2 separate regions of the Homo sapiens genome follow, and region 1 is linked to region 2. The links are chromatin contacts, found by Hi-C in ENCODE. All regions are on one chromosome and are shown on one strand. Each heading gives the region's core, a stretch centred on a gene start or an enhancer-like site at or near the end of the contact. The rest is flanking DNA. Distances are from core to core; before and after follow the strand shown. Region 1 holds the start of BEND5 (BEN domain containing 5). Region 2 holds the start of LINC01389 (long intergenic non-protein coding RNA 1389).

Region 1 (6,149 bases), core at 2,556-5,055, 1.3 Mb after region 2:
TTCACTTAATACAGCACTGGGCCTGGCATACAGAAAGCAGTAAGGAGACATCTGAAACAAAAAAATTCAGCACACTCAAACAACAGTAACAGAGCACAGGTGCCTAGATAGAACAACTTAAAATTTTAGGGCTCTAGGCACAGAGAAACCAGTTTGAGCCTCCTAAAAAAAAAATAAAATTCAACACTATGAGCCCCAGTAGCAGGCTGGATTGCAGTTAGATGATGGTGAGCTCTCCAAATGAGTAGTTCTCACTTTCACAACCTGCTTGGCAAATAAATGAGAGTAAAGAGAGAACAGAGGTCAAAGGTGAGTCAAACTTTGAGTTATGTGGACCCTCCAAGAGGGACAGCCTTAGTGAAGATTTATTCAAGCAAATGCCAACTGAAGAGATAGGCGGGTGGGGGACAGCTGTGTGTGCTCTGTAAGAGGGAGGATGGTAATGGAGAAAGAGCAGAATGGGCTTGAAAACTCAGAAACTAAAATTATACTCTGGCTTGAAAACTTGCCTTGAGCTGTAAGCTTCATGGACAGTTTTTCCATTTCCTTTCACTCCTTCCAAATCATGCTGTGTAGCTGATGGGAACATCGGCTACTTTACAAAGGAGACTGCCAAGTGGGGGCCTGGCACTGGAAGACCTGTGTTCCAATTCCAGCCTTGCCATTTATTAGCTGTGTGGCTGTAGGCAAGTCTCTGAGCTTCGGTGTCCTCATCTATGAAATGGAAATACTAACCACAGCAATACCTACCAAAATGTCACTTAGAGGACTAACAGAGATAATGTGTAGGCATATAGCAAGACTATCAGGAAAGAAGGAGTTTTGTTTTTCCTTGAACTGGGATTGTAATTTGATAAGTAGTGGTATAAACCACCTACTATGGGCAGTAAAATGTAAAGTCCCACAGCAGTCGGCTTTGACATTTCCTGAGTATAAAAAGAAGTATACTTCAAGACAGCTCTGGGCTGGCTTGGGCCAACACTCAGTATAGCAACATACTTCTCACCAAAAGCCAGAAAGCTGTGCTGAAACTACCTTGGAAACCATTCTATTTGTGTCAGAGAGATTAATTAATCAATTAATAGCTAATCCACAAACATAAAGCCACCTCTGCTTCCCACTTGAGGGGATTCCTCCTCACACCTGGTGCCATAGCACAGTGGTATTTACATATAGGAGATGCCAGATGAGCTCTCTGAAGTCACTGTAAGCAATTCTCAGAGCCACCAAGTTTAAGTCAGGAAGGGGTTTGAAGATACATAGGAGTTATTCCAGGGTAATGAATTCCCGAACTCACCCTGGCCCTTCGATCAGGTCTCTATGCAGGGCAGTGGGTACCCAGGAGATCAAAATTCAAAATGTGGTTTGGCCAACTTCAAGTTGTTGTCTTTTTTTCCCCTTTCTCCTCCCAAGAAAAAAACTGAAGAGAGGTAAGGGGAAGTGTTTTTCAACTAATTCAAACTGGCACACTTCTTTGAACCTACTCTGCCAGTTTCCAAATGATGCTTGGGTTTTTTAAATAACCATACAGATTTATCAACATTCTAACTTGGAGGATGAACAGTCTACAGGTTCAAAATTCATGGTTCTCAAACCAACAGCTACATGTATCTTGCTTCTGAGGACTTGTGTCGATTTCAAAATCAGAGCTGGTGGGAGCTGCCATCTGCCTAAGTGGCCTCTCTGCAGTGCCTGAAGAGTCAAGCACAGTGTATATGTATGTTTGCTGAATGAATGAGTAGATGAATGAAACAATCTCCAAGAGAGGAAAACAGCCATTACACACTAAGAAACTTATCACTGACTCTCTTTAACACATCACTTCTACTCTCCTAGGACCCTTCCAGATCTAGGAGTACAATACAATCGTCAAGAAGCATGCATGCATTTTCTTCTAGCAAAAGGGAAGCTAAGGTTACAACCTAGTTATAACTTCCTCAAGCCTATCGTCTTGGGAAATAAATTCCTAATCCTTTCCCTCAGGTAATTAAAGGCAAGTAAGCAAACAAAATAAAACCTAATCAGCTATGAATGGTTCCCTTTTCTAAAATCTGCTTCCCCTCCCTCAGTTTCTTTGGCCCTAGGTGTCTGGCAGTGGGTGGGCCTACACTTCGGTGTGCCAGGGCTTATCAGGGAGGTGGTATGGATAGAGCCTGTCAAAAAGGGTCCAAGTGCTGCTGGTCAGTTTCCAGTTCTTCCACTCTTCAACTTCTGCAAACCGATTTTTCAGAGGCAACATGAGTTGTGAGACTGAGCTAACTTGCCATGAGACCCTGGGCAAGTCTCTATGGGTTGAGAGAATGTTGGGTTCATCTTTTAGGCTAAATGTGAGGAAGCAAAGGAACTTGAAAAAAATAGAGAAGGTCTCAAAATTACAAAACATCTTCATTCAGTCACTAACCCTTCGTGTTCTTTCTGGTAGAAGGCAGGAACACTATTTGCCCACTTTAAGGTTCATTCTCCTTACCAGCAGGAGCTAAAAAGGCTGCTCCCCAAAACGGAGATGATACTTCCCCCTTCCTTGCTTGTCTAGACTCAAACTTTCTGGAACTAGCTGGGAAAGAGGGCCAGCTGTCTTCTCTTTACAAAGGAAAAGGTGTCTCAGCATGGCAGGAAGAACTGGAGCATAGGAGGATAAAGGGCTGGTTTCTTTCCCTATCACCAACTGAACCTCAGTACCCTCATCTACGAAATGGAGATGAGACTAGCTGCCTTAGCCCATCTCTCAGGGCCCTGGCAGGGCAGGGATGAGAGGTCCAGTGTTATTCTGACCCAGAAACTCTCTCCTGGCCCTCAACTCTCTCATTCAGGGAGCCTTCTGGGAGATTCAGAAAGGGGTGTGGAGGCTGAGGGATGCCTTAGGGCCTCTACCTCCTTACCTCTGCCACCTGGCCAGGGAGGGGCAGGAGAGTGTGGTGTGGAGCCCAGTGCACTGAGGTTCATGGCCTCCTCATCCTGTCCAATGTTGGCCCGGATGGGACAAGGATGTCATAGCTTCCCTCTGTGAGGAGGGACTCCCACCTAGAAGATCTGACAATATCCTTCTTGCTCCTCACTCCAAGGAGGTACCAACAGCCTTTAAAGGGAGAGAGACAGACAGCTTGAGAAACTTAATTCTTGACAGAAAAGAACAGAGGGAAGGAACTGGGAGAGAGGTAAAGAGAAGGTGAGAGAGAAATGACGGTACAAACAGGTAGGGAGAAAAATGGAAAGTGAAGGAACGAAGAAAACACAAAGAATCAGAAAGAGGAGGACAGACACAGATGAAGAGATGAAGACGGACTGACAGCGCGGGAGCTTCGGGGAAGCGGGGAAGACAAAGGGGACCATCCGGTCTTTTTAACTGGCCTGGCCTCTTAGAGACACCCCGTTCCCAAATGAAATGCCCAGAGGACGGGAGAAGGAGGCAGGAAGGAGCAAGCAGTGGCTCCCCCCGGTCCCCTCCGCCCGGGCCCCCGGCCCCTCCCGGGGTCCCAGCCCCCGCCCGGGTCCCACCGTCCCTCCCCGCCCGCTTGCTCACCTGCCAGCGCCAGGATCTGGGCCTTGTGGAGCAACAGCGCGCCCCAGTCGCGGGGGGCGCGCGGGGGGCTCTCGGGCCCGGCGCCCAATTCCTCCGGGCCCCGGTACACGGCGTACACCTTCTGGTTGTCAAAATCCAGCCGCGAGCGGGGGCTGAAGTCGCGCACGCACGACACGGGCAGCGCGTAGCAGACGTTGTCCTCCAGGAACCGCACAAAGGCGTACATGGTGGGCGCCGGGGGCGGGCCCCGGTCGGGCAGCTCAGCCCGCGGGGCGGGCGCGGAGGTGGGGATCCGGCGGGGGGCGCGAGTCTCGCTACGGTGCTGGGGGGGGCGGGGGCGGCTCCCCAGGACCCAGGCTCCCCCCACTGTTATTGTTCCTGAAAGCACCGTTCTGCCAATCGGCTGCTTTCGCCTGGGCGCGGAAAAGGGAGGGAGGGGGGGAAAGGGGGACGAGGGGCGGATGAGGGGGGTTTGGAAGCGCACTGCCACTTGCAAAGTCAGACCCGAGCAATCACAGCCGGAGCGCGATTCGAATGGGGAGGGAAAAGGGTTCAGAGATTCAGTTGCAATAAAAATAATAACAAGAGCATTGCAGGAAAAAAATGCATTGATTAAAAGGTGCGCTGCGTGCAGGATTATATTGCTTCAACAATCGCGCTGCCAAATTGCATTGCAACAAAACTGCATTGCCAAGTAGAGAAGTGTATGAGTGAGTGAATGCGGGATAGGGGTGGGGGCAATCTTGATTGAATCTCAAAGTGTAAACTTGGAAGCCAGCAGAAGTTTGGAGTGTTTTAAATGTAGCCACCCTACCCGCGCCCCCAGCCCCGCACCCTCCCCGCGCCTTTCCCAGCCCTTAGTTTGGCCCCGCCTTTTCTTTGCTTTCTTTCTTTTTGTTTGTTTGTTTGTTTGTTTTGTTCTGCAAAACTGCCAGCTCCCTCTGTGGAAAGGGTCAGTCAGACAGAAAATTTCCCCTAGAGCTGCCAAACCAGTTCTGACCAGAACTGGGGCTTATCTGAGATTTCCAGTTGTGCCAGCTGGCTGGGGAGGTGGAAGGTTTGTCAAGGGCTGCTCTCATCTGAGGGAGCAGTGGCGCCCCTCTCCTCTATAGTCTTTCTCCATTGAGATACCCTCTCCACAGCACGCCCACCACTGAGCAGGGACAACTTGGAATCGCGGAGGGAGTTGAGGAGCGCTCTGGGTAACACAGGCCCAAGGCTAGGGATTTCTGGAGCACTTTGAAGAGTACAGGAATAGTACTCCATGGAATAGCGGTCTTTGCTCTGTCTCTTGCCAAAGAGAGCCTGGAGGGGCTTGGGTCCCCTCCAAGACAAGCCGTGAGGACCAGCCAAAGGGGGCTGATTGGGCTCTGTACTCATAGGAACCCTATCCCACATCAGAGGAGGTCAGTACCTTCACAGGGATGCCTCGTATCAAATATGGCTAGTTATATTTCTGTTGCCTAGCCAGACCTGGCACTTGACAGGGAGTTAATGAATTTTGGGTAAAGAAGAATAAATAAAAACCCACATCCATCCATCCATCCATCCATCCATCCATCCATCCATCCATCCAACCATCCATCCATCTGTTCATTCATTCCTTTATTCAAGCAACCAATATTCACTGAGTTTACACCACCTGCCAGATTCTGGGCCAGGTGCTGGTGATAGAAATGAAAAGATAAACACCTGGATTCTTGGGCCTTGCAAAGTCAGTGTACCAGAACTTGAATCTCAGTTTTGGGTTCCTGTGCCAAAATTAGGTAACTGTATGAATAACATACCTTTCCCATCCTCACAACCTTTACAATCTAGTCTAGGAGTATTAAAGAAGTATAAGCAAGTAATGACAGTATAATGAGAAAAGTATTGTCATAGAGGAATGCTTAATGGAGGTGTTGGACTCAATTAAATGTTATATTTTTAAAAATTCATCTTAATAAACTTTAGCTGTAAGAAAAAAACAGAATAAGTGCACCAAAATGTTAATAGTGATTTTTTTAGCTTCTTAGTAGTGGTAGATGATTTTGTTTTTCCTTGTATTCATTGTGTGTGTGTGTGTGTATGTAACTATTTTCCACAATGTTTTATTACTTTATCATCAGAAAACATCAAACATTATAAAATCAAAGCACTGTGCTCATATTTCACATCAGCTGCACTGACAATGAGGCAGATATTTATTTCACTGTGAAATAGACAGTGCGTTATATAAGTGAATCCCATCAACATATAGCTCTCATATCCAAATGTGTAGGTCAGTACAAATTTTTTTAAACCAACCCACTGGTTATGTGGTACAGCCAAAAATGACCACCACTTGTCCTGATGCAGCTGTTGGTCTTATCTTGCCCCACAAGCTTGTGGAAAAAAAAGGAGCCACTCTGAGTTGTTCCAGCACATTTACTGTCATGATTATGATTTCTTTGGACTGATCCTCAGTGAGTTTTTATTTTAAGAATACATTCCTATGGTGGTCAAGGGGAAGTAATGTGCAGCAAGACTTCTGATAATTCACAAGATGGATCATGCAGAGTTGGCCGTATTTAACAAAAGTCCTTGAAGCTCCGGACTATGTTCCCAAAATGATTTCAAGTAGCCAATGGCCAACCTCCTCTCTGCATCT
Region 2 (5,607 bases), core at 1,850-4,349:
ATCCGCATAATCGCTGGAGGGCTTTTCTTTCCCAGAGCCGAGAACAGCTCATTTATGGGGACCAAAAGGAAGAGAGGGAGAGACGACCCGGACGCCACTGATAGCAACGTACTCTTCGCAAAAAACACTCAGTAACTAGTGGAAAAGCCCAACAGGCATCCCCCTCCGCCCGCCAACGCTTCCTCCCAATTGTTCTGGGCTGCACGAGGGAGATGGCCGGGCCGTGGAACAGATGCAGAAGGAGGCCCGGCACGACCAGAGACGCTGTAACCAAGACCCGCAGAGCCTGTGGCTTCCCGCTCTTTGGCGGCTGCAGCAGGCATGGTGCTGGAGCCCAAGGCTTCTGGGAAAGAGTCCAGGTTTTCGCGGAGGGAGCGACGGACTCACGCGGGATCGCAGGCACTGCTGCAAGACGCCGAACAGGCTGAGCCGGTAGGCGAAAGAAGTAAGGGTCACAGAAGAAGCAAAGAAAACGAAATAAATTCCGAATCCCGCGGTGGCCCTTCTCCCAGTCCCCAGTGCACTTACTCCTGACACTGTTGAAAACAAACTGGCCCAGAACCTTGGAAGGGAGGAGAGGCTACTAGAAATCCCTCTATACAGAGAGGAGCTCGGTTAGAGAAACAGCTATTTGGATAAACAGAGGGGTTCTGGGCTAGGAACCCGGACACGTAGGTCCAACCCAGCTTAGCGCCCCTCAAAAGCCTGACAAGTAACATGATCTCCTGGACCTCAGTTTCCGCTCCTGTAAAAAGTATGTATGTGAAGGGTCTGGATTCTCCCTCCCCAACCCTGCAGAGCAGAAGCTGGGGATTCTGTACTCCCCTTCCCCAGTGTAGGTCTCAGTAGCAGTGAACGTGCAGCAAGGCCAGGCAGAGGCAAGGGCTGGCTGCTGTAGCTGCTTGGTAGAACTTCTCTGAAGCAGGAAATTTGGGCAGCAAGTGCCCTGGCTAGTCTCACCCTGACCAAAGCCTGGGGAGCCAGGGGAGTGCTGGCAAGGAAGGAAGCTACTGGTTCCCATTTGCTGTTTTAGAAACGAGGACATTCAGGCCGGGCAGGGTGGCTCACGCCTGTAGTCCCAGCACTTTGGGAGGCCGAGGCGGGTGGATCACCTGAGGTAGGGAGTTTGAGACCAGCCTGACCAACATGGAGAAACCTCCTCTCTACTAAAAACACAAAATTAGCCGGGCATGTTGGTGCCTGCCTGTAATCCCAGCTATTTGGGAGGCTGAGGCAGGAGAATCATTTGAACCTGGGAGGCTGAGGTTGTGGTGAGCTGCTGAGATCAGGCCATTTTACTCCAGCAGGGGGGCAACAAGAGCGAAACTCAGTCAAAAAAAAAAAAAAAAAAAAAAAAGAAAAGAAAAAAAAGAAATGAGGACATTCAGAAGGTGAAATGGAGTAGGATGACGCCAACACTGTTTTTCTCTCCACTTGTTTAGATACTAGCAGAGTTGAGCTGGGTTGGAGTTGGTGTGTGGTCCATGGTGTGGGGTATCTGTGAGTGGGGTTCTGGGAGTGTGAGACAGATATCCATGTAGTCAAGAGCAAGCTTGAGGTATGTGTAGGGTTGCCAGATAAAATAAATCTGCTAAATCTAGCAACCCTAGGTATGTGAGTTTCCTTGGACTCATGCAAGAAGCTTCTCTCCAAGACCTTTTTCCCCGGACAGTCTGTCACCCAGGAAATTCCAATTCCAGGGCTACTAGTCCCTGTCCAATTTGCTGTCCATGGTTTGAGGACGAGATTTCTCTTTTTTCCAATGACAGTTTATGCTGGAACAGCACATTAAATGGATCCCCTTGGTCAGAGGTCCCAGAGGGGGCCCAGGCGACTTCCTCTCAAAGGACATGAGTAGTCAGACCTGCCTTCCATTTTTTTCTGCCCTTACCTTGGGGGGATGAAGAACTCTATTTTGAGGATTCTGTGAAAAGGGTTGCAACCCAACTCTGTTCTATTTCTTTGCAGGAGCCTGGGTGAGTTCTTTCTCCCTATCCTGGGCCTCTGTAGCTCCATCTGTGGAATGGGAGAGTTGGATTAACACCAGGCTATCCCGTAGATTGGAGGCTGCTGTTAGATGAAACTGCAAAGTGTTCTCAGTACCCTTTCCTAAATGGCCTAGAATATGGCTACACTTATACATCAGTTCTGAGGTAGGTGTTACTAGCCTCATTTTTACAAAGGCAGAAACAAAGCGCAAAGAACCTTGCCCAAGGTGACAGATAGGGTAAGTAGTGAAGGCAGGATTGGAACCCCAGGAGCCTGACTTAAGGTCGCTGCTCTTAACTACTATGCAGACCAGGAAACTGAGGCTCCGAAGCGGGGAAGTCACCTAATGAGGGTCACACAGCCTTGCTACAGCGGAGGCAGCTGGGATTCCGGCCTCGCACGCCCGAGCTTTAGCCACTGTGCGGCGCTGTCGGGGCAGCAGCCCAGGCATCCGCTCAGTTCCTGCTCACGTCCAGCGCCCATCTCCCCTTCCGTGCCCCAGAGGCTGAAATGGGCCCAATCTGTGTTGAAGCTGCTTGTTTCTGGGTCCTGGAGGGAGGCCGGGGGAGAAAGAGGTCTAATAGGATGGGCAGGAACCCGGCTAGCGAGAAACAAGGCACAGGGCCAACCTTAGTTGCACAAGACTTTTGAGAGATGAAGGCAACACTTGGTGGAGGTCAGGGTTCACTGAGGGGGTGTCGGGCAGGGGGCGGAGGAGGTCCTGCCGCCTGTCGGTGGGGCCCAGAACCCTGGGAGCCAGGAAGGTGGGGGGTGTCCAGTCCTCAGGGCAACTGGGGCCAGGGAGAGGGGAGGGAGAAATTAAGCGGATTCCCAGACCCATGAACAGACATCCAGACAAATGCCGTTTCCACAGAGACTCACGGAGAGTGAGATAGTCACAGAGACTGAGACAAACGGATGCCGAGATCCAGAGGGTCGGAGAACAGGCAAACTCGGAGCAGTAGACCGGCCCGCGCCCCGGGAACGCGGCCACAGCGGCCGGCGCTCTGCCCGGCCTCTCCGCGCGGAGAGGGGTGGCGGGCCCGACAGCGGAGGGAGGAGAGGGCGCCGCCGCAATCTCACCTCTCCCAGGCCCAAGGCTGCGGGCGCCAAGTTCGCTCCTGGTGATCACTCGAATGCGTCTCCCCTCGGGCTGGAAGCCGTGCGGGCTCGGGTGGGCGCCGGCGGGCCGCGCTGGGGCGGCGTGGGTCCCGGCGTCTCAGCCTCGCGCTCCCACTGCGCTTCGGCCCGGTGGCCCGGGCGCCGCCTTGGGGAGAGGACGGGTGGGGACCGCCGCCACTTCCCTGGCTGCGGCTGGCGCCCGAGTGAGCCTTAACATCCAGGGGCTGAGCGTTCTGAAGGCGGCGGCTTCAGGGAGCACAGGGTGCAGGAGCGGCGGCGAAGACAAGGGCCCGCCTCCGGCCACTCGAGCCCAGCTCCCGCCGCGGCGGCGGTTTGTTCCCGCCGGGTCCCTCAGCGGAGGCGCTACGCCCGCCCCTGTCGCCTCGCCCCACCCCGCCCAGGGAGCTCCGCCCTAGCCCGCAGCTCTTCCGCCTTAGGCAGCCGCTAGGCGGGAGGGACAATCCCCCACCACCAACCACTGCCACCCCGAGGGGACTAGGGGCTGAGGCCCGCCCAGGTAAGGGAAAGCCTCAGCTCCTTCCGTTGCGCCCCAGCGGCGGGTCCCAGCTCGGATTCCCGGGGTAGTGGCGGGGGCCGCCGGCGGGTCGTGCCCTGGAAGGTGAGCGCGGCCGAGCTGGGCCGCCAGGGGGCGCTGCGGAGCCGGGGGACACCCCTCCCTGCCTGCCTCAGTCCCCCGCCCCCTCCCCGCCCGCGCGCAAAACGCACTCGCCCCAGAGGCAGCGCGGCCGAGCCCGAGCCGCTGCCGGAGCGGAGCCGGAGAGTGGCGGCGGCGGCGGCAGCGGCACCATGACCCTGGGCAGCTGCTGCTGCGAGATCATGTCCTCCGAGAGCTCCCCGGCCGCGCTGTCCGAGGCCGACGCAGACATAGACGTGGTGGGCGGCGGCAGCGGCGGGGGGGAGCTCCCAGCTCGCTCCGGGCCCCGCGCCCCCCGGGACGTGCTCCCCCACGGCCACGAGCCTCCCGCGGAGGAAGCCGAGGCAGACTTAGCCGAGGACGAGGAGGAGTCTGGTGGCTGCTCGGACGGCGAGCCCCGCGCTCTGGCGTCCCGGGGGGCGGCGGCCGCAGCGGGGAGCCCGGGGCCAGGCGCCGCGGCGGCCCGCGGCGCAGCGGGGCCCGGGCCGGGACCGCCGTCGGGGGGCGCGGCGACGCGGAGCCCGCTGGTGAAGCCGCCCTACTCGTACATCGCGCTCATCACCATGGCCATCCTGCAGAGCCCCAAGAAGCGGCTGACGTTGAGCGAGATCTGCGAGTTCATCAGCGGCCGCTTCCCCTACTACCGGGAGAAGTTCCCCGCCTGGCAGAACAGCATCCGCCACAACCTCTCTCTCAACGACTGCTTCGTCAAGATCCCCCGCGAGCCGGGCAACCCGGGCAAGGGCAACTACTGGACGCTGGACCCGGAGTCGGCCGACATGTTCGACAACGGCAGCTTCCTGCGGCGTCGCAAGCGCTTCAAGCGGCAGCCCCTGCCGCCGCCGCACCCACACCCGCACCCTCACCCGGAGCTGCTGCTGCGTGGCGGGGCCGCGGCGGCGGGGGATCCCGGCGCTTTCCTGCCCGGCTTCGCTGCCTACGGCGCCTACGGCTACGGCTACGGGCTGGCTCTCCCGGCCTACGGCGCACCCCCGCCGGGGCCGGCCCCGCATCCGCACCCGCACCCGCACGCCTTCGCTTTCGCCGCGGCAGCCGCCGCCGCTCCTTGCCAGCTGTCGGTACCCCCAGGCCGCGCCGCCGCGCCTCCACCCGGACCTCCGACGGCCTCGGTGTTCGCAGGCGCGGGATCGGCCCCAGCTCCTGCGCCTGCCTCAGGCTCGGGCCCGGGCCCGGGCCCCGCAGGCCTGCCCGCCTTCCTGGGCGCGGAGCTGGGCTGCGCCAAAGCCTTCTACGCGGCGTCCCTGAGTCCTCCCGCAGCCGGCACCGCGGCGGGTCTGCCCACCGCACTTCTGCGCCAGGGCCTCAAGACGGACGCGGGCGGTGGTGCAGGCGGCGGGGGCGCCGGGGCAGGGCAGAGGCCTTCCTTCTCTATAGACCACATCATGGGCCACGGTGGCGGCGGGGCAGCACCCCCGGGCGCCGGCGAGGGCTCTCCGGGACCGCCATTCGCGGCAGCCGCGGGTCCTGGGGGCCAAGCCCAGGTCTTGGCCATGCTGACTGCTCCGGCCCTGGCTCCCGTTGCTGGCCACATTCGCCTCTCGCATCCCGGGGACGCGCTGCTGTCCTCAGGGTCCCGGTTTGCCAGCAAAGTCGCCGGCCTTAGTGGCTGCCACTTCTGACCGCAGCAGGCCCAGGGCCGGTTAGGTCCGCACTCCTCAGCCTCTCCCGGGAGTTCCTGCGGTCCCAGCGGAACTCAGGGAGTCTATTTATGAAGTCTCCAGACCTTGGGCCGGCACGCGTGACACGGCACTTCAGGCTCCACGCACAGAATCTCGCAGATAGTTGGGACTAAGCGGGCTCTATCGCTCAGGGCGACAGGC

What was found. Hi-C counts contacts between places; a loop is a spot of excess contacts on that map. Pooled maps may share reads with other maps.
Region 1: a loop to region 2 is called in a map of CD8-positive, alpha-beta T cell, with 19 times the contacts of the local background. The contact joins the promoter of BEND5 here to the promoter of LINC01389 in region 2. A Hi-C loop is called at or near these places in 2 of 168 maps with a recorded cell type or tissue (CD8-positive, alpha-beta T cell and Right ventricle myocardium inferior) and 4 of 50 pooled maps.

What each region holds. Positions count from the first base shown.
Region 1 is chr1:48,773,086-48,779,234 of GRCh38, forward strand. It overlaps BEND5 (BEN domain containing 5), which reads right to left and starts at 3,806. Exons shown (of 6, transcript NM_024603.4): 1 at 3,521-3,806. The coding sequence starts at 3,746. The region is part of intron 6 of AGBL4 (AGBL carboxypeptidase 4); the gene reads right to left.
Region 2 is chr1:47,434,218-47,439,824 of GRCh38, forward strand. LINC01389 (long intergenic non-protein coding RNA 1389) reads right to left here and starts at 3,100. Exons shown (of 5, transcript NR_126355.1): 1 at 3,073-3,100. FOXD2 (forkhead box D2) reads left to right here and starts at 3,827. Exons shown (of 1, transcript NM_004474.4): 1 at 3,827-5,607. The coding sequence starts at 3,919. The coding sequence ends at 5,406. It overlaps FOXD2-AS1 (FOXD2 adjacent opposite strand RNA 1), which reads right to left and starts at 424. Exons shown (of 1, transcript NR_026878.1): 1 at 1-424. RefSeq lists enhancers at 1-424, 5,245-5,607 and silencers at 2,307-2,466, 2,947-3,846, 3,877-4,056.